Regions from separate parts of the Homo sapiens genome. Here region 1 is linked to region 2. Evidence: chromatin loops called from intact Hi-C (ENCODE). Cell type or tissue: gastrocnemius medialis. All regions are shown on one strand. Links, peaks and the distances in the headings refer to the core of each region. The heading gives the core; the rest is flanking DNA.

What was found. Hi-C counts contacts between places; a loop is a spot of excess contacts. Peaks named below come from ENCODE experiments on the same cell type or tissue, not always from the same donor. Only the 100,000 strongest peaks of a DNase experiment are listed, where the experiment ranks them.
Region 1: a loop joins it to region 2, with 2.4 times the contacts of the local background. A loop is called at or near these places in 5 of 110 quality-filtered maps.

What each region holds. Positions count from the first base shown.
Region 1 is chr2:69,077,392-69,089,567 of GRCh38, reverse strand. ANTXR1 (ANTXR cell adhesion molecule 1) reads right to left here. Exons shown (of 18, transcript NM_032208.3): 8 at 12,080-12,160. Among named protein-coding and RNA genes, the nearest start is that of MIR3126, 20 kb to the left of the region's middle. In gastrocnemius medialis, for the core only: no CTCF peak of the experiment used is centred there; DNase peaks (open chromatin) are centred at 6,017 and 6,847; H3K27ac peaks cover 430 bases.
Region 2 is chr2:69,172,998-69,185,173 of GRCh38, reverse strand. It overlaps ANTXR1 (ANTXR cell adhesion molecule 1), which reads right to left. Exons shown (of 18, transcript NM_032208.3): 15 at 3,293-3,388; 16 at 2,514-2,681. It also overlaps the pseudogene RNA5SP96 and the pseudogene RNU6-1216P. Among named protein-coding and RNA genes, the nearest start is that of MIR3126, 75 kb to the right of the region's middle. RefSeq lists an enhancer at 6,503-6,797 and a silencer at 7,523-7,817. In gastrocnemius medialis, for the core only: no CTCF peak of the experiment used is centred there; DNase peaks (open chromatin) are centred at 6,753, 7,653 and 10,725; H3K4me3 peaks cover 823 bases; H3K27ac peaks cover 2,324 bases.

The DNA of each region.
Region 1 (12,176 bases), core at 2,803-10,802, 96 kb after region 2:
AAAATAAAGGGAAGATGACGCAAGAAGTGAGAATAGCATAGAAAAAATATGCTGAGGAGCTTATTTCCTTGCTAGAGTGGACTTAGTTCCAAGCTTTCTAGTAGCAAACGAAAAGGACAGCCAATATTTATGAGCTTTCTCAATCTGTGGAATGAAAACAAATCAGTTTCTCAGAAGAGGTAATATTTACCCATTCCAGAGAGAAATCTGGGCATCCTTATAGAGAAGCATTGCGAAAGAAAATGAACAAACATGCTTAAGAAAATATTAAGATGCATTCATTGAAATAGGTTATCTCCCAACCATGTATTTTAGGTAACTCTATGTACCTGAATGTCACCAAAAGCAACATTTCTTCTTGACAATTCTAAAATTCAGATTTTCTGACTACTTTTCCTTCACTCTGTAGAACTTCATGGCATTTTTATACTTTGATTCCCCTATTTGTTTGCAGCATCCTTCTGACTCCGCAGTTGGAAGTAATTAGTTCCTTCAGCTTCTGCCTCATTTCCTCAGCCTCTGGCTTACCTAGCCACCTCCACCCACCCCAGACACAGGTGCAGCCTCAGTTCCTCCCTGGTCCCTAAGTCTATCCTGACTGTAGCATGAAGGGAATGCTCCGGACTCCCATGTCCCTTGCCCATCTCTGTTAGAGTCAGCGGTCCTCACACACCTGCTCTGGGCACCTGGGGAAAACACTGAGCTCCTGTTTTCCACTCATTGTCAGTCTAACTTGGGAACAAGGACCCCAAGGATATATCCTGGGCACCTGTGTTTCCCTGCTGGCTTCCCCAGTGCCTTATGGTTGATCTAGTCTTTTCGGTCTCTTGCGCATATAGCACCGTATTAGGACTGGGACTTGCTAGCATCCTGGTGCACAGTGATTCATCCCAGACAGCCCTGCCTGAATTGTGAAGATTGTCCATTTGCCAATCCCTGAACTTGCTGCTCTTGGGCTCTTCCTGTTTGATGGGGTACTTCAGCCAGTGGTTGCCATGACCAAGGGAGGAAGCCACCCCCTTTGACTTGTCCTCAGGCACAAGTCTCCAGACAGCCCACATTTGAGAAATAGAGGTAGCCCAGAGGGAGAAACTTATTAAACAGTGATATTAGAACAACACAAAGCTGTTTTTTGATGTTTTAAATAAAATTCCTCAGGCATTTGACATCTCCTAATAAATCATTTTATCATCCAAAACTAAAGACTTCAAAACAGTCCAAGAATTTAAAAAGAGCTTTTGGACTAGTCCTGTTCCCATTCCCCAAACACACACATGAAATTTTTACCCAACCCGAGTTTCAACCAACCTTTTTGAACCAACTCTGATCCTTAACCAGGGATTGGTAAAGGAACCATCCGTGGATCTTTAACCACAAAGGCACACTAACAGGGGTTGTCATAATAAACACATGCTGTATTATTCTCTCAAAGTGTCTGCAATTAGCTGATAAATCTAAGGGGTGTATGGAGGGCCAAAAAATGCCAGCCAAGCACTGTGATTCAATCCAGTAAAAACACAGCTTTCCCAATCTTAACTTAAAACATCTGGAAGGATGCAATACAGCCAATAGAGTAAAATTTATCAGTGAGGGGGATGGGCAGGATTTGTCTGGGACTGGGGCTCCTACTCATTTGAAATGTCTGGTTTCAAAAGGTAGGAAGTCACAATGGCAGTTGGTGGATTTGAAGGGTTCTCGTGGTTCTTAGCAGCCAAGACTGTATGGTAATCAGCCTGTCTGAACTGTAGCAGACAGCAGATCAGCTCAGGGACTGGAGACTGTGTGGGGGTAGGGAGGCCCGGGCAGTGGTAGCCATGGCAGAGGTGTAGACACAGCACTGGGGAATCGCTGATGGGAAATCACTAGATGCAGTGGAAGAGACTTACACAGGGTAAGGCTGATGTTAGAGGTAAGAGGCTTTAAGGTGAGGGTATGATTGATCTGCAGAGGAGAGAGGGATAAGATAACTGCATGCCTCAAGTATAATCCCATGTGAAGAGTTGGGTCTTGGCCCTGGTCCGTATTTACCTGACCTATGCTCCTTTACAAATCCCTTAACTTTTCTGAACCCCAATTTTGGAAAGCAGTTCAGTATCCTGAGTAATTGCTTGGAATCTGGAATCAAATAGCTGAGGTCAACTCACTCATGAGCAGTGTGACCTTGGGCAGGTTCCATAACCTCTCTGAGTCCCTGTTTCCTCTCTATAAAAGTGGGATAACAATAGTATCTACCTGAAGTACGAGCATAAAGTTGTTGTGTGGGAAGATTAAATGAGATCACACAGGCAGAGCCCATAGCACAGTGCCTAAAACCTGATAAGTAATCAACTAATGGTAGCTATTACTATCAAGAACTTAAGCTCTGGAGACTGAGAAGATAGACTTGGACTCTGAATGGGTTTATATTCAAATCCAAGTCCCATCACTTACTGGCCATGTGGACTCGGACAAGTTATTAAACCTCCAAATCTCAGTTTCCTCTGCTGTAAAATGGGATAAGAAAAACACCAACTTCAAGGGGCTGTATGATGGTTAAATAAAATAACAGTCATGAACGCAGAGATATTTTGTTTGGAAAATCAATCAGATTTAGGTAATAAAATTCATATTGGATTGGACGGTGAGGGAGAGCATGAGATCAAGGAAAACTGACAAGGTTTTTGTCTTATAGACAGAACTAGACAGATGTGATCGATCCACAGAAAGTTAATAACCCTTGGGTCACCAGCCAGCATGAGCACCTTATGAAAATAAGGCACCAAGAAGAGTGGTCAAAATGACCTTGGCAGTAAAGCACTTAAGAGAATGTCTGGCATGTATTCAAACAACAGTGGCTGTTAGCTCTTCCTTTGTCATTACTATTGCTACTGCTGCTACTTTTGGGCGTGGACCGTGGTTCACATGTGCTTACGCCCCATCGCCCACCCCTGGCCTTCTGCTTAATCATATTTGCTGACAAAAGCTGAACCAAGGTTAATGCTATTTTCCTGCCAACTTTTGGACAGATTTCAAAGAGAAAATAGATGGAAAAGTATGTTTGAAATCCATAAAGAGCTAAATAATTGTCATGTGTTGTTTCTGGTAAGTTGACTTTTGTACATCTCATTGGATTATTGGTGGGAGGACGAGTAAGAGAGGCAGCGGATGTACAAGAACTTTGCCAAGTTACAGGAGCTGTTTGATATATTTAAAGTGAAATCCACTGTGGACCAGTCCGGGTTGTATAGAAGAGTTTATTTTTTCAAATTCTAAAAATCTAATGTCCTTTGTCATGAAGTTCTCAGTTTATGCAGAGATTTCTCAAGAATCTTTACAGAACTGTGAATATCTGCACAGAGTTATAAGGAATCCCTCCCTTATCATAGGCACGGCATTTCTTTTTTCTACTTGCTCTGCTTCTTGCTTTAATAAACAACCAATCTTTATTTACTTGGCCATTTCCTGTTGGAGAACTTTTTTGTGTGTTTATAATGGACCAATCTCTTTTATCCCTTGATGGTATAGGTGTCTTTTGCTTTCACACATATTTCAGAAAGTCTTTCAGAGCATGTTCCTTGGTGTCTTATTTGTTGTAAAGGGCAAATTCTGGTTTAAAGATGTATGGGGTTTGAAGTATGCTGGTGTCAAGGATGGTTAAGTATCTACCGACCATTTACATCTGTTCAGTTGTCTAAGACAAAAACCTGAACGTTTAAGTTAGCCTTGCTCTCTCTGTCACTCTCCAAATCCAATATGAGTTCTGCCACCTAAGTGCTGGTGATTTGACCAATGAAATATCTCTATATCCATGCACATTTTAATGTAAACTGCCATCCTTTAGATAACTTATCCTAGTTTATAATTTACAGTGTTTTTTTTTTATTGTTTGGTCACTGTCTTCTTAGATTATAAACTCTACAAGGAGAAGGACTGGGTTTGTTTTTACTTATTATATTCACAATGACTAGCCTGGCACATAGTAGGCATTAAATAAATATTGGATAAATAAATGAATAAATGACACACTTCCTGCACGTCTTAATAAACTGGCATTGTAGCATATTATGTATTAATCTCCCTTTCCCCCTATAAGTGTAACCTCAGGGTCTTCTGAATACAAGTCCATATGCTGCATCTTGTAATACTCCCCTCGTCTGATTAAGTACCACCATCTTTGGGGACTTGCTGCCTTCCCAAGAGGCCAATTTCAACACCTCATTTTTAAAAAATTGCTTACCTTAAAAAAAAATGTTGTAGGCATATCATAATCCCCTGTATTAGGTCGGCCGCTTTGTAAAGGCCTCAACCCCTTTTCTTGGGAAAAACATAGAGAACTGTAGTTGGCAGGTGGGGCCCAGCCTCCCACAGAAGCGCCACAAACATTATTACAGCTGATGGCAGAAAGCACATTGGATAAGCCTGGGGATAGCCAGGCAGCTTGGGACACACAACTGGCTCAAACACATCTTCAGGACTGTCAATGTTGTCCCCATGAATTTTGAAATGATTTAATCTCTAATTAATAAAATGTTTAAAAAGTTGCCCCGTCTCTACTAAAAATACAAAAAATTAGCCAGGTGTGGTGGCAGGCGCCTGTAGTCCCAGCTACTCGGGAGGCTGGGGCAGGAGAATGGTGTGAACCTGGGAGGCAGAGCTTGCAGTGAGCCGAGATAGCGCCACTGCACTCCAGCCTGGGCAACAGAGCGAGACTCTGCCTCAAAAAAAAAAAAAAAAAAAAAAGTTGCCTTTTCTAACTAAATTCTCCACACTTTAATAGGCACACATATTGTTAACCATGGACATTACCCCAGATCCATGTCAGTTCTATAGAATCTGACTTTAAATAAAAATGGAATATGGCCACGTGCAGTGGCTCATGCCTGTAAGTCCAGCATTTTGGGAGGTGAAGGTGAGAGAATTGCTTGGGGCCAGGAGTTTGAGACCAGCCTGGGCAACATAGCAAGACCCCATCTCTAAAAAAAAAAAAAAAAAAAAAACTTTACAAATACAAATATGGAATATTATACACACGTATTTCTGGGATTCATATATGATTTTATGTACACTAATACACTATACCAAATACATTATACCACGCTTACATGCAACAAAACACATTTTGAAGCAGTTTGTGTATCTTAAACAATAAAGCTTATTCTTAAAACATGCCAAAGTTTTTGTCTGAGGGAGGGCACCCCACTCACTTAAATAGATGCTACTCTGTTAGTTTCACACTCAATGAGAATCCGATCCAAAGGAGTGTAGGATAAACAAGGTTCTAAAAGTAGGAAATTCATTTGTTTCCCCACTAAACCACTTTCTTCTCATGTCTGCAGGAGAAAAGCTCAGAGAGCTGGGAACTTCAAAATGTGGTTTATTTAGTAAGATGAGCAGACTGGAAAAGTGAGTGGCCTTTCTTGGGAGCTGATTTCGTTCTAAAATTCTGCTGTTGCTTTTATAGTGGGTCTCAGCAGATTCCTCAATATAGGAGGAGGGGCTGCAGGAAGAATAGGAATGATCTGAGGATTAACTGAACATGCCCCTCTGCAATCTTTGTAGCCTGTTCAAGCTCTGGGAATTCTTGTTCAATTTGGACTTTTTAATAAGCTGAATAGAAATAATAGTGTAGGAGAAATGCCTGGTCTGAGTGTCTGCAAAATCTGAGTCTAATTAATGACTGCTGAGGCAAAAGATTTTTTTGAAAAAAGATTCTCTGCCCACTACAGAAATTACAATTGATTCTATTTATGTTTCGTATCCAAGCCTGCTAATGTGAATGGTGCCCAGAATGCCATGTTTTACAGATGCAATCTTGGAAGAGAGGGGAGGGGAGAGGCTGAGGGGATTTTACAAGAAACGGAGCCACAGACTGCCCTCTTGTTGTGCAGTGTAGGTCTTCCCTGGGTCACAAAAGCTCTATGGTACTCTGGGTTGCTTTATAATTAATAAATATGCAAAGCACAGGGCTGCATATCATGGGAAATATGACACATAGGGCAGTCTTTGGGATTGCACAACTTAGCATGTGACCAGGAGGAATGGCAGAGGCATGGAACAGATCCACATGCCAAGCAAGAGCTTCAAAAAATTGGTGCCACTGGAGTCCAAGGCAGGGAGAGCTCATGGAAGAGGAGAGAGCAGGGCAGGCTTTGTAGAGATGGGAAGACTGAAGGGTGCCTTTGGACAGGATTCAGATGGGGCGAAGGAAGGGAAGGAGGTTGCCTCCAGTGACCAACAAGCCTGATTTATGAGAAGAGCTGCTGCTGCTGAAATGTGCCTCCCCATCTGCTAGCCCTGGAAAAGGGATTAGTTCAATAAGGCAGACACTTTCCAGGACTTTGGGAATGTGACATGAATTCTGATCACAGGAAAACCCTTTGCAGTTCCTGTTGGGGTCTTGGAAGAGTAGCTGGGAGGCAAGCCTGGAAGACAGATTTCACCTTTTATCACAGCTTTGTTAGGGCCTGGGCCAGATTAGGGGATTACATTGCTTCCCATGAGTGGAAGGGACAAATCAGCACAGGATCTGGTTTTCATAAATAAAATAAATTTATATATACCATGGAATAGATTGATTCCTCGGTTCCGTTGATCTCACAGTTTCCCTGATAACAAGGATGGTCATGCCACAGCTTGCGAGAAATCCTTGCAAACATAGTTGTGTTTGCTCAATGCTTGTTGTTTATTGTTGATCAAACATGCAGAAAGCTCTATGTGCTGACTCACTCTCCTTAACAGGAAGCCTGATGTCGGCTTAAATATTTATTCGAGGGAAATTCTCCTAGATGGAGATGGCTTGGTGCCAGCAGCTGTGGGCTCTCCTTTTCAGACAGTGTCCTTGGTTTCAGGCACCACCCTCAGTTGCACACCAAGTGGGGATAGCTGGGAGGAGGAGCTGGCATCACGGTAACCAGGCCGAGTGTTGGGATTCAAAGCTGCTGACCCATCTCGGTGTTATCTGAACCCAGCTTTTATGCGGGTTCCTGTTTCACTGCCTGAAACACTTTTGAAAAGGCAAGCAAAGACCCAGGAGCCTTGCTGGACCTTTGCTTCATACTTTTGCTCGAGGGCTGGTGCTAAATTCACCAGTTGTGGTCGGTGGAAATTCCCTGAAGAAGCCACAATATGAGAAGGCACAGGAATAGTTTCTTCCTTTACAGTGTTACTGGCTTCAAGGGCTACAATCTTCCAGCCATCCAGACTTCTTCTTGTAATTTTATCACCATATTCTGCAGAAGCGAGTGGGAAAACTGTCGTGGTGCTCAGAGGTAGAGTCCTGTGCAAGTGTGGAAGGGGAGATGTTCCTTGCAGCCTGTGTCAATTCTCCAGCTTCTCAGGACGATGGTACTTCATCCGTTGGGCAGTAATGATTTCTGGAGGTGGTCTCTACCTGGTAGTAAGAGGCAAAGTGCTCCCCTGCCCATCCACGGTGTATTCAGATCAGGCCACATGGATTCTGGTCTTGCCTCTGTCAAGCCAGTTCACGTTTTCAGTCCTCAGTGTCTTCCTCTCTGAAATGGAGCTACTTCCTGGCCTGCCTGCATTGTTTAGTAGAACACAGTGGGCATTCACATCGTGGGCATTAGAAAGACTTGAGTCTATTCGGGATCACTACTCACTGTGCTGTGTGGCCTTGGACAAGTTGGTGAATCTCTCTGAACTTTTAGTATCTACTTCTATAAAAGGGGTAATGATTTCTACATCAAATGGCACCTGTGAGGATTCAAGGAGATGATTATGTGAAATGATTTGCACAGTACCTGGCACATAGTACGAACTCACTGAATGGTGGTTTTGATTATTTTTAGCTTCCTAAGAAAATAGAGGTAGGAAAAATCATGGGCTCTAGAGTCAAGGAAAAAGTGGGTTCTAACCCTGCTTTCCCCCTTAGGGCTGTGTGGTCTTGGGCAGGTTATCTGAGCTTCAGTTTCTTCATCTGTAACATTGGAATAGGAATATTTATTTTGCAGCATTGTTATGATTTTTAAATGAAATAATATTATATGGGAAAAAGGGATAATGTCTGGTTCCAAAGTAAGTTCTCTACAGCTGTTAATTTCCTTCTGCCCTTTTCCTATCCCTCTCAGTTAAGAAACTAAAATGGAAAACAAGTGGGAACATTTTGAAAAAATCTGACACATAAGTACTTCCTCTTGAAGGAGAGAGGATTGAAGAACAGTGGAAAGATCAAAACATGAGCATCAGATTGAGGAAGCAGAGCATCTGGGGATTTGATGAATCCAAGCCCTGGGCAACTGGCTTCTGGTAATCCAGTGGTGATTTTCCATTTCCTCAGACATTTATGGCCAAATGTCATGAAAAGAGCAGAATCTTTGGAACCAGAGCTGAGTTCAAATTCCCCACTCCACCATTATAAGAGGGCAGACCTGAGGGCAGTTTCTCCAACCTTCTTGCACCTCAGTTTCCTCATCTATAAAATGGGGATAATAAATCCTTCTTCAGAGAGTGGTGGTTAAGTGCCTGGCAGAGGCGCTAATAGAGAGAACGTGTTCAAGTCATAGTGAGTTTTCTTCTTCAAAGGCCGAAATGCTATTGATTCTGAGTGCCATGATGTCTAGATTTCCTGAGTCTTGATTTCAAGCCTGATTGCTCTATTGTCAGACTCTGTACCTAGCTATAGTTTCCTATTGTCCTTGGATTTAGCTTCTGCCTGCTTCTTCATGTCATCTTCTGCCTTTCTTCACTTTAAGCATTGGTCTTTCATTCTCCTATGCACTGTACTGGGCCGTGCTCTGCCAAGAACATTCTATCCATGCCCTTCCAATGGATGGCTCCATTACGTCCTTCAGTTCATCTCTTCAAAGGAACCTGGGTTCTTTGTCAACCCTTTTACTCTTAATCTCATGGCCATGTTATTTCTTTTATTCCTGTTATCACAATTTTAATTCCACATGATTATTTATTTACTTGTTTTTAATGTGTCTCTCCCACTGGATTGTAAGCTCTACCAGGACAGAGCCTCTACCTGCTTTAGTTGTTACTGAATGGTCAGAGCCTGCCATAAAAGATTTTCAATAAGTATTTGATGTATGAATAAATACTAGCCCCTGCATATTAATTTAAGGTTTAAAAATATGAGCATTATGGGCAGAAAACTTTGTGAAGAATTTGAGCTTATCAGAAGCTGCTCTGCAATCTTATTTTGGATAATTAAGCCCAGTCCTATTTTATTATGAGAAAATAACCAGCCACAAAACAACATTCATGGGAACAAGCTGGGATAGAGGCTTCAGATGGGGGGGAAATTGAGAGTTTTCTTTTCAGTATCCAAAAGGGGAAATGAATCTACTTCTTAAAAATAGTTAGCCAACTTTTAGGCCGTAATTATTTCTGTCTGATTTAAGAAAGATGAGCTCGCTCTACTTGTCCCTGTTTCTCTGTCCAAGCAAACGAATGAACAACTGCCATAAACATGGGTTTCGAGTACTGGAAGGATCAAAACCACTAGCATAACTCACAGATAAAAGCTCACAGGAATGTTATCATTCAGCTAAAAGTTTGGAGACTAAAGTCTCAAATTAGTTTTCTTTCTATTTTGAACGATAGTTTCGCTAAAATTTCTTAAAGATCTTTGCAGTTATTTCCATTTGGGGATGGAGGAAGTTTTACAAACATTTGGGCTCATGTTGAGCTTGGGTGAGTTGCTAAGGCTGATGTATTCAAGGACAACACTGATTTATGCATACAAAAAGAGTCCAATCATCTATGTGGGAAACAACACTTGGAGTTAGGCACACGGCTCATAAGAACGTCTGAACAGATAAGAGTTGTCCCTTTTCAGAATCTAGCCATCTTAAGGCAGGACTATTGCCTCCTAATTGGCCTACAGTCTCTGGGTATCCCCAGTCTCCCTCCCACGTATGCAAGCACTGCCATCAGATTATTTTCTTAACTTGTTTCAGTAACTACACCCACTGCCTATAGGTTAGAGGCAAAACCCCTTCGAGGCTCATGTTAATCTGGTTTCAACCCAATGTCTAGGCTTATTTTCCATTACTCCTGACTCCTTTACCCAAACTGTCCCACTAGATAGATAGGTATTATTATTATTATTGACCCCTGAGTATGCTTTTCTGTCTTCCAGCCTCTAGGTTGAGGTCATAATATCTCTCCTTTGGTGGTACCCATCACCTTTCCCTGGTTTTTCAATGATTCGGGTCTGCGCTGCCTTCTCATGAGGACTCCTGCCCAGAATAATCCACCTCTGAGCTTCTTAAGGATCCATGATCGGCCCCCAGTCCTGCTATTAATCATGTTTTGCATCCCTTGGGTTGTTGTTTTACATGGTTATTGTAGTTCTTGTTGCTTACACTGTCAAGTATGCCACAGTGACCCCAGAAATAATTTAGAGTAGGAGTCCTTCACCTGTGGACTGACAACTGGGTCTGATAATTCTCTATGCTATCAATAATTTCCACTTTCTGGTTAAGGTAGCTTGAGGAGGCATATATTCTTTGCAAACAAGCACTTCTTGAATAAAACAACTGTCATTGGAACATAATTAAGACAGAAATTCCCAACCTGAGGTGGGATGAATTTTTGCAATTCTGTATTCTTAAGGTCAGATATGTCAATGTTCTAAAAGCATACCTGGGGCACTTAAAAAAAAAAGCAGATTTGAAATATATGGATCCCTTGGATCCATCTGAAACTCAATGCAATAGAATCTCTTGGGAATAGGTATTACAAACATAATTCTCAAGTGATTTTTATGCATATTCAAGAATGTTTAGGGGATCAAAGGAAGCTGACATTAATATCCGTCATATGATAGGGAAGAGAAGTGGAAGAGGCAATAATTCATATGCCTTGAGTGCCTATTGTATGTCTGGAAAAGTATTAGGCATTTTCACCAGTAATCCTTGTAATCCTCAAACAAGCCTATGATGTAAGTCATCATCAGTCCCTGTTTCCAAACAAGAAATGTCCAAGGATCTCTAAGTGTTAAGTACGTGGGCCAATGAAACTCTGGGTTGCCGGGCTCTGAGCTTCTTACTTCCCACTCTGCATTCCACTCTGCTGGAGCTCCTAGCAAACCCTGAAGGGAGAGCAGCATGGAGGCACAGCCATGCTGGAATTTTCCTGGGTTGGTCTGGGAGGGCTGGCAGATGCTGAGCCCTTGGCCGGTAACCCCTGGATCAAGACCCCCTTGATGTCTTAAGAGGAAAGTGATCCCCTGAGCTCTGAATTTGCATCCTGGACCCCAAGTCTGTAGCCTGGTAAGCTGCCAGTGAAGATCACAGATGCCTGCCTGATCACAAAACCTAATGGTGGAGGCTGCAGAGCATCTGAACATCATTGCAGGTGCAGCACACATACTGACCTGCTGGCTGAGGCTTTAAGACAGTAGCATCCAATATTCTATTTGGACCAAGGGCCTTGCCTGTGTATGGGAGGTGGAGAATAGAGGCCCTGGAAGCCAGTGTCCTGTTTACTATTCAGGAAAAGGTGTGAAGAAAATCACCTATGTGTGAAGGAGGACTGGTGACCGTGCAAACCCTGGACAACACTGGAGCCCATGTATTTGGGGATTATAGGTCGAAAGCAGTGGGTCTCAACATTAAAATCACCTGGGGAGAGTTAAAGAAACTCTTGAGGTCCAGGCTGCACCCCAGACCAGATGCCTAGGCAGCAGTGCTTTTTAAATCTCTGCAGATGACTTCAATGGACAGCCTGGTCTAAAGTGCATCCAATGGCCAAGTGATATAAGTCCAAGCCTACAAGTGCTCTGAAGGCAGCTTGTGTTCAGTCACAATGGGAAAGCTGAGGTGGTCAAGCGTAAACCACCAGCCACAGTCTGCCCAGTTAGGAGAACGGAGAGGGCCTCCTGAAGCCTGGCTCACTGCCAGAGTAGCGCCCCTTTCAATTGTTAATTTTCCACTGCAGGGTACAATTGAGAAAAGATGTGTAAAAGGCAGAAGGGAGAGATGGGACGTGGCAGACACAAAGATATAGGAAGAAATGATGTTCTCTTAAGCAGAAAAACACCAGGCTTTGAGAGATGGAATTGGGGTATTAATAGCAGATCAGAGACGGAAGGTGCCTGAATGTCTAGTCTCAGAGGAAGAGCTCTACTTACTGAGTGGATGATGCCTTGCAGAGCCTGAAAGCCGTCATTCACGGGAAACACATGATCCTTACTGTCCGCAATCCGGGCCAGCTGAGAACACAGCAAA
Region 2 (12,176 bases), core at 2,868-10,867:
GGCCGAAGAATGTCCATTTCTAACAAGTTCTTGGGTGATGCTGATGCTGCTGTTCCAGGGACCACCTTTGAGAGCCAGTGCTTTACTACAGAGACTAAAAAGAAGCTCAAGAGTCAGGACTGATGAAGTGATAATTGGGGCAACAGAGGCCTATCACTCAGGGAGTCTGGAAGTGAAATTAGAGAAGGGAGGCATTGTGAACAAAAGGAGTTTCACTTGATAGGAAAAGATGGGCGAATGCTGAGAGCCAGTGTGCTTTTGGAGGACTTTTGTGAGATTCTGGGTCACTGGGCCTGGGAATCTGTATTTTTTAAATCACTCTCAGGTGATTCTGACACTCAGCCGGGTTTGAAAGCCTCTGTATATTCAACATCCTACAGTGCCTGGCACACAGTAGCTGCACAATGAATACTCACTGAATTGATACTAATTCCAAGTGGGTGTTGGGAATGTTTTTAGATTTCTAAACGTATTGGCCCATATACTTATTTATCTCATCAAATTCAGTCCTAAACCGCCAGTCAATAGAGGACTATGCTCTCAAGTAGAAACCGGAGTTTTCAAACAGAATTAATGTTCTCTCAGTGTCCAAGATTACAGAAACAAAAACCTGGCTGTAACCAAAGATGTGGCGTTAGTCACAAGGTACAGATTCCTGAGAACGGCATAACAGAAAATCCCCTTTCTTCTTCATGGCTGAGAATCTGCTTGGCTCCTTCCTGTCTGCACATGCATGCACGCCACTGCATGTTCTTCATTAGAAAATAATTAGAAGCAAACAGCTGTTATTCAAGCAAGCTGCATTTTGCCCACATCTTTCCAGAGTTCAATCCATTACCCCAGAGGGCAGGCTTATCCTAAAAAAAGAATCTCACTGCTTCAAACATGGCAAACCAAAATAGAAATGCGTGGCAATTCAGGTGAGCTTGAGCTAGCTCAGCTGAGGAAAGGTAACCACCAATAACGTTTCGCTACACTGCCTGAAATGGTACTTCTTTTGATTTGTTGGAGAAGCCCTGATCCAAAATTAGCAAATTAACTCAGCGAATGATGAAAATAATCTTTGTTGCTATTGGAAGGGGGGTAAGGCTGTGTGTGTGTGTGTGTGTGAGTGTGTGTATGTGTATGGATGGTGATGGGAGCTGGCTCTATTGAGTCTTTGACTTGAGGCTTTGGAGTTGGTTCGGTTCTGTTTGCAGCTTGAAACTGGAGTCTGTAGCCCTGAGTTGGGGGCCTTGTTTTCCAGACCTCAGCAGAACAAGGACTTTGCCTATCTCAGTATGAAATCAGAGAGTGGGGACAGATTATGTCTAGAGTCTTTTCAGCTATAATTTTCCAGTGCTCTCTGACAAGTGGCATAGTGCAGATGTTTATGGGCATGGCTAAAGATTGAAGGTGTTAACTGAATCATGTGAATTCAAAGCCATTTGGACCAAGAAGAATAGAAAAGAGGCCTTCAGGCTGGGCATGGTGGCCCATGCCTGTAATCTTAGCACTTTGGGAGGCCGAGGTGGGCAGACTGCTTTATCAGGAGTGCAAGACAGGCCTGGGCAACATAGTGAAATCCGTCCCTCAAAAAAAAAAAAAAAAAAAAAAAAACAAAAATTAGCTGGGTGTGGTGGTGCGTGCCCGTAGTCCCAGCTACTTGGGGGTTGAGGTGGGAGGATGGCTTGAGCCTGGGAGGTCGAGGTTGCAGTGAGCAGAGATCACACAACTGCACTCCAGCCTGGGTGACAGAGTGAGAACCTGTCTCAAAAAATAAATAAATAGAAAATAAAAAAGAGGCCTTTAGGAAACATTAACTGCCTCCAACGGTTTACACTTCCCAATAAACCAAAGAGGATTTTAAGATCTGGAGGTGTGGGGGAAAGACAGATGGTGGAGAAAAAAGATTTGCTTACAACCAGAAAGAGTGAGTCCTAGATCCATGACCAGTGAGATTTGCTGGTGGGCCCTGATACACTGGCAGGAGGCGCAAATAAAAGGGAATGGGCTTATATTATGGCAAAAGGAGTAGAGATTAGCATTAAGGAGAAGGCTGCCATTTTTCTTAGATAGTAGATTGTCTGCTAAGTGAAGTTATGAGATGCTATGGAAATTTATAGTCACTCTCTGGGGTTACTACCCAAGTTACTTGACTCACAGTCCATGCTTTTTCCAGTACCTTGCCATGGTGATTTTTTTTTTTTTTTTAATATGGAACACTTCACGAATTTGCATGTCATCCTTGCCCAGGGGTCATGCTAATCTTCTCTATATTGTTCCAGTTTTACTATATGTGCTGCAGAAGTGAGCACCACGGTGATTTTTAAAAAGCCTAGTTTTCAACCCAGATTATGTGGAAATTGACAAAGTAATTACTAGTACTTTCAAGTCCATAATTTTAGATAATTGTTCCCCTGTGATAAGCTGGGTTTTAGGTTGGGATTTTATCATGTGGAAAGATTTTGATTCTTCACTATGTAAGTGTTTTATCAGGACTGATGATAGATTTTTTGAGTAAAGAGACACACCTTGATTGGAGAGTACCACTTCCGGGGGGAAGAAGGCCGACGCATATTGTTGTTGAGATTTCGCGGCTCAGGGAATTCATATTCCTGCTCCGGCATCTTGACTCTTGCATTCTTTGCCTTTTCCAACTTAGCACCTTCTTCTGTGGAGCCCTTTTCTCCCCAACGAACCTAAAATAAACAAAATACAATGAAATGAAATGACAAAATATGCTGCCCCTCGAGAATGAGAATGACAAATACATGCATGAGTTGCAATGTGAATGCTACCCAACCCTGGATTCCTTTGGGTTTTGAGGGCCAGGGAAGAGGGAAACTGTGGAAAAAGAGAAAAGGGGAGGACCAAAGGAGCAGAGAGCTGAGCCACATGGGTGGATATTTAGGGAGGAATTGTCCAGGCAGCGGGGACAGCACATGCAAAGACCTTGCAGGTTCAGGTACGAACTTTGGATTTTATTCCAGTGAGAAAAGAAATCACGAGGACGTTTGAGCTGATGTGTGACCTGCTCTGACTCACGGTGGGCAAGACATGGAAACGCACAGTGAAAGGCTGTCCCTCCTATCTCTCCATCCGTCTGCCTTACAATCCATATCCCCACCAGACCTCAAGGAGGTTTTCAGCAATTTGCTTTGGGTTTCTGACATTGAGTCATCAGTGTGGTCTACGGCCATACTGCCCTGGGCATGCCTGATATCTAGAGGCTAAGCAGGGTCAGGCCCGGCTGGTACCTCGATGGGAGTAGTCAGCACATAGATAAGTGTATATGAAGCTGTCCTCTTACCTCCATTCTTTTAATGCCTCCAACGCCTCTCCCACCATAATAAGAGGCGTCTACCGTTGGCCACTTTTTCTTAGGCAGACCATCATCATCTTCTTCCTGCAGAGAAATTGTGGCACATGAAGGAAGCAAAACAGCACTGCTGTGTGGACCTGCCTACTACAGCCAAGTGATTAGGAGTAGAGCTTATAGAGTCAGACTGCCTGGGTGCAATCCCAGTGCTACTGTTTCCTAGAACCTTGGGCCAATCACTGAAACCACCTAAGCTTGTTTTCCTTATCTGTAGAGTGGGAATGTAAGCAGTGCTACCTGGTAAGTTTGTGGTACAGTCCTGTTCTCTTGTTCTCTTCTACAGCTCTACTCCTTTGTGGGAATCGCATCTAACCCCACCTACATGCTAATGACTTGTGACTTTACATCTTCAGCCCTGATGCTTCTGAACTCCAACTGCTCACTTGACATTCACATTATTTGGGGGCTAAAAAACATCTCAACAACACCACAGCAGAGATGTCCTGATTTCCCTACCCTAAACATGCTCCTCCTGTAGTCTTCCCCACTGCCTCTCTCTTCTTTACTGCCTCTCCCCAACTTGTCCCAACTTGCCAGCTAGTTCTGTTGCTACTACTTAAAGATCTAAAATCTGTTGACTTCTCCATCCCCACCACCACTATCCTGGGCCCAAGCCCCCATGCACTTGCTCATGGACACTGTGGTAGCTTCCCAACTGGCCTCCTGCTGCCCTAAGACTCACCTATGATCTGTTCTCCACAAAGCAGCAGAGTAAGTGCAAACGCCAGCTCTGCCCTGTGTGTTCTGGCCTTTGCTCACCTTTCTGGCCTTCTTCCTTATCATGTGCCCCCCTCCTCCTGAGCTCCAGCCTGCCTGCCCTCTCTCAAATACTCTGGGCAAATTCCTGTCTTGGGGCCTGTGCACAGTGTCCCCTTGTCCCCTTGTCTAGGAAAGCACTTCCCCCACCCCATCTTCTGATGGATGGATTTTCATATTACTCCTCAGAGAAACCTCCCCTGGAAATTTCTTCTAAAGTAGCCGCGGTCTCTTCATTCCATCAATCTGTTTTATTTTTAGTTAAGGATCTCATCATGGCTTGATATTTACTTAATATCTGTCTCTCCACACTAGAACGTACGTTCCACAGAGGCTTTTGTTTGTCATGCTTACAATTGTATTCCCAGTCTTTAGAATAGCACTATGTTGTATGTGGTGGGTGCCCAAGAATTATCTGTTGAATTTACAAATAAGTTAAATAAGATGACTCAAATAAAGCAGTTAATTAAGTGTCTGCAACTTAGCTCAGTGACAAGAAGTTAGTGTTTATATTTTTTAAGATGAAGAAAGAAGATGAGGAACTTGTAACTGTGGATGGAAAAAGGGAGGAGATGTAGCAACTGCTCTTCATCTTGGCACTGTAATTATTCTTGTTGTGGGGAGAAAAATATCACCATTTATAGTCATGGATGGATTATAAGGAAGTGGCATGATTTCTCTCCTGGGTAGAGAAAGGAAGCTGGAAAAGGGGTTGATAAAGCAGAGGAATGAACAAAAGAGGGAGAAATTGCTCACAATGCTGAAGCCTGCTTCTCACAGCCTTGTTTTGGTGGCATTTGGGTGAAGTCCTATGCAGGGCACCACTGCGTGGGATGGGGCACCCCATGCAGGAGGCAAGGTGCAAAAAAGCAAAGGCAGGAGAGGTCAGGACAAAAGGTGACAAAGCAAAGCAGAAACATGTTGGCACATTAAGACTCCCTGAGTTACATGTTGTGCTTGGGATGGGCAGTCTTCTTTAAAATGATTTTCAAAAAATTTAATACATCTTAAAGGACAGAGAGGTCACAGCAGACTAGGACGTACAACATTCTGACAGCTGACACTTGGGTGTCTCTCTCTCTCTTACTTGGTTGCTCGCTCTCAGATTCTGCTGACCCTTGTATTCTAAGTGCAAAGTAGGTGCTCGATAAACACATATTGCATTCATGATAACACACCATTGAATTTATGCAGCCTTTCCCATGTTATGTGCCAGTCACTCTTTTGAGCACTTTAAATGTATTATTAATCCTTTAATCTTGCAACCACCCAGGAAGGTACATGGTGTTATTATTCCTATTTTAGAGAACGAGAATAGAGACGTTAAATGACTTAGGTCACCCAGCTTGTATGTGACAGAGCTGGATTTGAACTCATGCAACCTCATTCTCCTTTGATTGTTTCTCAGCATTGGCCAGTCTGGATTTTGTTCTTTTGTGGTTTGCTTTTCCAATCATTTGATGGCAACAAATACACGCTCATTTTTGACTTCTCCTTGTACCTGCTAATTTTGATAATTTTTTTTTTTTTTTGGAGACAGGGTCTCACTCTGTCACCCAGGCTGGAGTGCAGCCTCAACTACCACAGCTCAAGCAATTCTCTCACCTCAGCCTGCCTGAGTAGCTGGGACTACAGACACATATCAATGCACCCAGCTAATTTTTCTATTTTTTGTAAAGATGGGGTTTTGCCATATTGCCCAGGCCGGTCACAAACTCCTGGGCTCAAGTGATCCTCTCACCTCAGCCTCCCAATGTGCTGGGATTACAGGTGTGAGCCACCGCACATGGACTTAATTTTGATAATTTATAACTGCAAAATATAACAAAATAAAGTCCCCAACACAATAAAATATTATAGTTCATATTACTTTACCTTAGAATTTCCGAGGTTTCTTTCACCTTATGATGTGAAAGCAGGAATCTTATATGTCCTATATGTGGTTAAACTTTACATTGGAGGTGGATGTATGTTTCTGTGTAAGTGGCTGTGAACACAGATATACAAAATATGGCTCTGAAAGCCTGGGCATTCCCAGTCTGGGGCAGTTTTCCAAAGGAGATAACAGAAATTCTATCCCCTAAAGCTGAACACAGCAGCACCACGAACGTTAAGAAACTCCAAGAATAAAGCCGCTTTATTCCACAGGGGACTCAACTAGGTTCATGAGCCTCTTAATTTTTTAGGAGCTCATCTAATTAAGTCTTTTCACTGCACAGAAGAGGAGTCAGATCTAGAGAAATGAAGTGACCCCTAAAGGTGAAGTTCTGGTGTGGTTTTCTGATGCCTTGTCCAGGGGTTTTTCTCCCCCTATATTTTACGAAAAGAACTTAAAGAAGGATTTACAACTGGCTTTCTCTAATTCGCAACCCCGCTGAGTGCTCAGGATATAGTAAGATGCATGAAGCCGGTTTCCCCGCTTTCCAGGTTCCACTTGCACACGGGGGCAGTTCTCCCTCTAGTCCCTGGCCCCTCCCTCTTGCCCCTGGCCCCTCCCTCTTGCCGCTGGCCCCTCCCTCTAGTCCCTGGCTCCTCCCTCTTGTCCCTGGCCTGGGGAAGGAGGCGCCGCCCTCGTGCTCAAGGGCAGGGCCTGGCCTTCTCGCAACAGGAAATGCCTAGGGCTTGGGCAATCTCCACACGCTGCCGCGCCACCGAGCCCGTCGCTTAATCCCCTGACCGGAGCTGGCCTGCCAAGCTCAGACAACAGCACCAGGCAGCACAAAGGCCCAGGGGCTGACGGACGGGAGAGTCAGAGTTTCCCCTGCAGTTAGCATGGGTCTGTTTACACATTCTGGAGACAGAAGGGTTTTGCAATCCCCAGGAAGAGAAGGGAATCTTTGATGTGTCTTTCCATTTGGCCAAAAATGGACGGAGTAGAATCCCAGCCCCTCAGCAAGGCCACTAAGAAACTCGGCAGCACTGGAGGGTGGATTTTTACATCTCATTAAATCATAAAGGCTCTTGAGATCTTCCTCCTACACTGCCCTTCAAGGATGGTAGCAGGGAGGGAGAAAACACCAGTATAGAAATCCTCAGTGTGAGCTGGCTTTCCTTTAGTAAACAAAACAAAACAAAAACCTTGCTGTCCTCTATGGTTATTGGAGGATGGGGCTGGATGAGCCCAATTGCTGTGAATGAGAAATCAGGGGCTTGTGGGGAATGAGAAGATGAGCAGAACAGAGTGGGGCAGAGCTACCAGTGAACAGCTACGACCCCCAATCCCCCCGAGTGGTGGGGGTGGCCGGTGGTAAATAAGAGTCCCTTTAATATTCCGTCAGGGGTTGTGGGCTGCACTATACTTTTAAACCTTCAGTAAAATTTGCTGCGCAGTTGGATTTGTGCCAGAGCTGCTAGATCGTGTCTAGCAAACCGAGAAGATGAGATAACGCGGAAGAAGCGAGGAGTAGGAGTCAGTGGTGCCTGGGAGAAACCGCAGGGATTGGGGAGGGAGGCCGGTTTCCCATCAAGGGAAGTTGTGTTTAAATCTGAAAGGATGTGGTGGCTCCAGACGTCCAGCTGGCTGGAGCTTGGGTAACACAAATGGCAGCACATTCCTCAGATGGTAGAGGCCCCTTCTGACCTGCGTGTCCTCAGGCAGACCTGGGTGTGCCTGCAGGCACAGTGCTGTTCGAGGAAGAAACAGCTGTAGAGGATGAAGTCTGTGAACTCACTTGGTTAGCCTGTAATTGGATTAGCCCTGTGCTGTCCTCAGACCCTGAACTTTTCCCATCTTTCCCAATCATGCCAGGCTTTTGTGCAGCTCCACGCTTCAACATGCAGGGCTCCACATGCCTGGAAAGCCCTTCTCCCATTGCTTCTACCCATCCCTTAATGTTGTTTAAGCGTAACCTATTCTGCCAAGAACTCCCGGGTTCCCCAGAGAATGCAATGCTCTCGCCTCATGAGTTTCCACAACTCCACCTTCCACTCACTCAACACGTTTAACTGTTAGTTATTAAGCAAACCAGAGGGTAGAAAGGATGAATTTTCCAGATTCTGGGACTGCCTCACTCCTGCATGTATACTGTGCATGGGACAACTCCACAGACTTGATGTGAATAGCGTCCCCTGGAGTTGTGCAAAGGGTGGCCCTCTCAGACTCAATTGATAAGTTCTTTAACTTTCCTGCTTCTCTGGTATCCATTTACTAGAAGAGCCACATGGCCGGTTTGACTCAAGAAGGCTTACAACTCCCAGTTCACTGCAGGTTTCAATAGGAACTATCAATGAAAAGGAGCACATAACTGAAAGAGAATCAAACCCAAGGCAGTAGCTTTAAATCAGCTTTTAAATTAATTTTAAATGTCATTGAACTGGAGCACATCTTAAATGCATAAGCTCAACAAGAGATTTTTATTTGTCAATTATTTCACTAACTCAAGCAACTATCATTGAGTCCCCATCACCTGCCAGCACAGTGTTATATTTTGAGAAAATAAAGAGAACTCAGCTGTCGACAATATTGTTTACATTTATAGAGGAGTGAGTTTCGTGAGAATGACGACATGAATTAAAGGACTAAGGCTACAGAAACTCCCAGGTCTGGGAGGCTTCGAAGGGCAGAACTTAAAGTAGAACTGGCAGGACTGTCTCATTTGGTCTTTGGGGAGAAGTCAGGGAGATCCCCTCAATGTCAGTCTTGGAGGTAAACTCCTAGGAGTGAATTGGCAAGTCAGAAAGATCCAGCAATACTTCTGTTTGTAAATACAACACTCCAGAGGATTTAAGATTTCACCATTCTGAGCCGCATTTCACATGTCATGGCACCATTATATCTGTTTACGTAAACAAAGTGATTAAAGACAACACAAGGATTGTCCTGTATTCTTCAGTAAAGAATAAGGTGTTTATTTTCCTAGCAGCAATGTTCTTTTTTTTTTTTTTTAAAGTATTAAAACATAGAATACGGAATTTTGGGCCTTCTCTAGGACTTCTGTTTGGAGTGTATGTGTGTGTGTGTGTATGTGTGTGTGGGGGGGTGTCTGTGTATGTGTATTTAATGGTCACTGGCAAGAAGATGCCTGACAGTAGCTTGGCCCTTCATCCCTCCAGGGTGGAGGCTACTCTGGGTGTCTGTGTAGACATGGCTGGAAGGATGCCAGACCTGTTGCTATTAGGAGTTCAACTTATCTGGCCCTGTATAATTTTCCATAGCTCAGTTTTCCTATCTAAACATTTCTTGCCACAGAGAAATTTTTAGGATCAGTGAGCATAATAATAAATCTGAAAATAAGCTCATCCTTCAAAGCCAGGTGCCTATTGTTCACTGGATGGGCATCAATGCTTTCAATAGGCACCCCTCTCCCTTCAGATACAAAATACCAACCTATAGATGTCCACATATTCACATCCTTTCCCACTCTCACCCGCCCCCCAGTGCATATATACTAACCCATGATTAAAACAAGAAGACACATTCTTCTTTTTTTGGAAGAGTTGGGGTCTTGCTCTGTTGCCCAGGCTAGAGTGCAGTGGCATGAACATGGTTCACTGCAGTTTCCAGCTTCTGGGCTTAAGTGACCCTCCAGCCTCAGCCTCCCCAGTAGCTGGGACCACATGTGTGACAGCCACCATGCCAAGCTAATTTTTATTTTTGTAGATATCGGCGGCGGGGGCGGGGGGCGGTCTCCCTATGTTACCCAGGCTGGTCTCGAACTCCTGGCCCCAAGCAATCCTGCTTCAGCCTCCCAAGGTGCTGGGGTTACAGGAGTGAGTCACCATACCAAGCTCCCAGATATATTCTAAAGCTTCATGATGAGACATGGTGACATGGGAGCATGAAAGAGAAGACAGGCGGGAAACATAGGGATAAGAGAGCTAATGAGAATAGCTACACACTAGGGCCATGGACAGAGCACAGAAAATAAGTAACCATCTTTACGTCAGTCTTAAAAGGGGCTGTGTGCCCTGTGTGAGTGACACGGGTCAGAGACAGGTGACACTGCCACTCAAGAAAGGAGCACCTGATGCTCCCAACAATGAGCATCAGGAAGACTTGCTCTTGGTTGCAGGAGCTACATTGTCTTCAGGGACCAGTGAGGAAAGACTGCTCTATGCTTCTTTTTCAGGTACAAGTTTGAATCCCAGTCCCATCACTTAATAACTGAAATATTGGGGCCACTGGTATTTTAATCTCATTATACCTCAGTTTTGCATCTATAAGGTAGGGGTTCATAATAGCACACTTTTGTTTCAGGGCTGCTGAATGATAAAATGAAATGTACCACAAAAAGTGCTTCACATAATTGCCTGGATAGTTATAAATGCTCAATAAATGTCATCTTCAGTAATTAACCACTATTATTATTAATTTTCATACATTCACATGCAATATCCACCAGGAATCTCTGCCTTTCTTCCTGATTAGGACTGATTAGGTCACCAACTTTATAAATGTCCAGTTACACTCTCTCTCTCTCTCTTTTTTTTTTTGAGATAGAGTCTTGCTCTGTCGCCCAGTCTGGAATGCAGTGGTGTGATCTTGGCTCACTGCAACTTCCACCTCCCAGGTTTAAGCAATTCTTCTGCCTTAGCCTCCTGATCAGCTAGGATTACAGGAATGTGCCACCATGCCCGGGTAATTTTTTGTATTTTTAGTAGAGACAGTGTTTTGCCATGTTGGCCAGGCTGGTCTCAAGTACTCTGCCCGCCTCGGCCTCCCAAAGTGCTGGAATTACAGGCATGAGCCACTGTACCTGGCCCAGTTACACACTCTCTTAAGGCAACTCTGGCAGAGAATCTCACACTTGCTATCAGCGCACAGGAGCACTCATTCTAGAGTTGTTGAATAAATAAGATTTTTAAATATCAAAAAACATTGGGGCTACTTACATACCTTTTACCTCTACCCTATTTGACTTCTCTAATGTCCCTCAAGTCAGATTCTAAGACCTTGATTTGCTTGATGCTAAAAAGTACAATGTTTTAACTATTATTGCCTATGTCTCCAGTTTGGGTAGTTTCTTGATTTATTTCTGACATAATATTTAGTTGATTAAGCCAGAGGGTTTCAAAGGGAAATGAACAAGGGGAGGCGCTCTAGGCTCCAGGAAAGGAATGTTTTGTTTTTCATTGCAAATAAAATGTACTAGTCATCTGTCCAGCCCAGGTCTGGCCAAGGCAGTGTGATTAAGGAAGAAAATGGCAGGTGTTTCCAGAGCTATGCCTTTGATAGAGTGAGACAGGACATGGGAAAGGAAGCATCTTCTCTTTCCAGTACATTTACTTCATATGTAGGTCTGTGTGTGTCTGAGACATGGAGCTGCTTGGGGCTAAGCCATAACCCACTTTCCATTCAGTCATGGGGCTTCCTGCTATCTATTGCCTTTCAAATATGCTTGATATTGGGAACGATAGGATCTTTGAGAGCCTGTAAAAGTGGCAGATGTTGGAAGAATATGGTATGGATTCCTGGGTGTAGCTTTTATTTTGATAGTATTTAATGAGACCGAAGTTTAGTTTCTGAAACAATACTATTTCAGAGAGGCCACAGGGCCTGCACCAGGTCCATTCCTCCTTCTGAGGGGAGCTATTCTCACCATGGCCACGGGGCTTACTAGGAAGCTTCTCTTTGGCCAGATGTGACCCAAGAGCACCAGTCTGTTGGTTGGCTGTGAGCTGTGACTGATGATCTATGGTCTGGAGTGAAAAGATGAGCTGGACCAAGTATTTTCCCCTATTGGGAACTGAAAGATGGAAACTGAGAGACTCAGCTATAAGCACTGGGGGCAGATGGTGAAATGAAGACTAGAAATATCAGATGGAGTCAGGAGAGAGGGCTCTGTACAAACCAGAGTTACAAGGGCAGAGAGGCGGCCAGTAAGAGAAGGCAGAAGGGAATAAATTCCCAGAGAGAAGCAGAGCTGCTAGCAGTGAAATCGAAAGCCCATGAGGGTGGTGTCTAGAGCTGCCTCAGTTCTTTCCCCAGCCACAGTCTACCTGAGTTCTTTCATCTTGGACTAGCTTGAACTGGTCTCTGTTTTTTGCAGGCGAATGAGGCTGATAAAAACTCAAATATGGTCATAAAATCCATGGAAGGTGATTACATGCAGAACAAAAC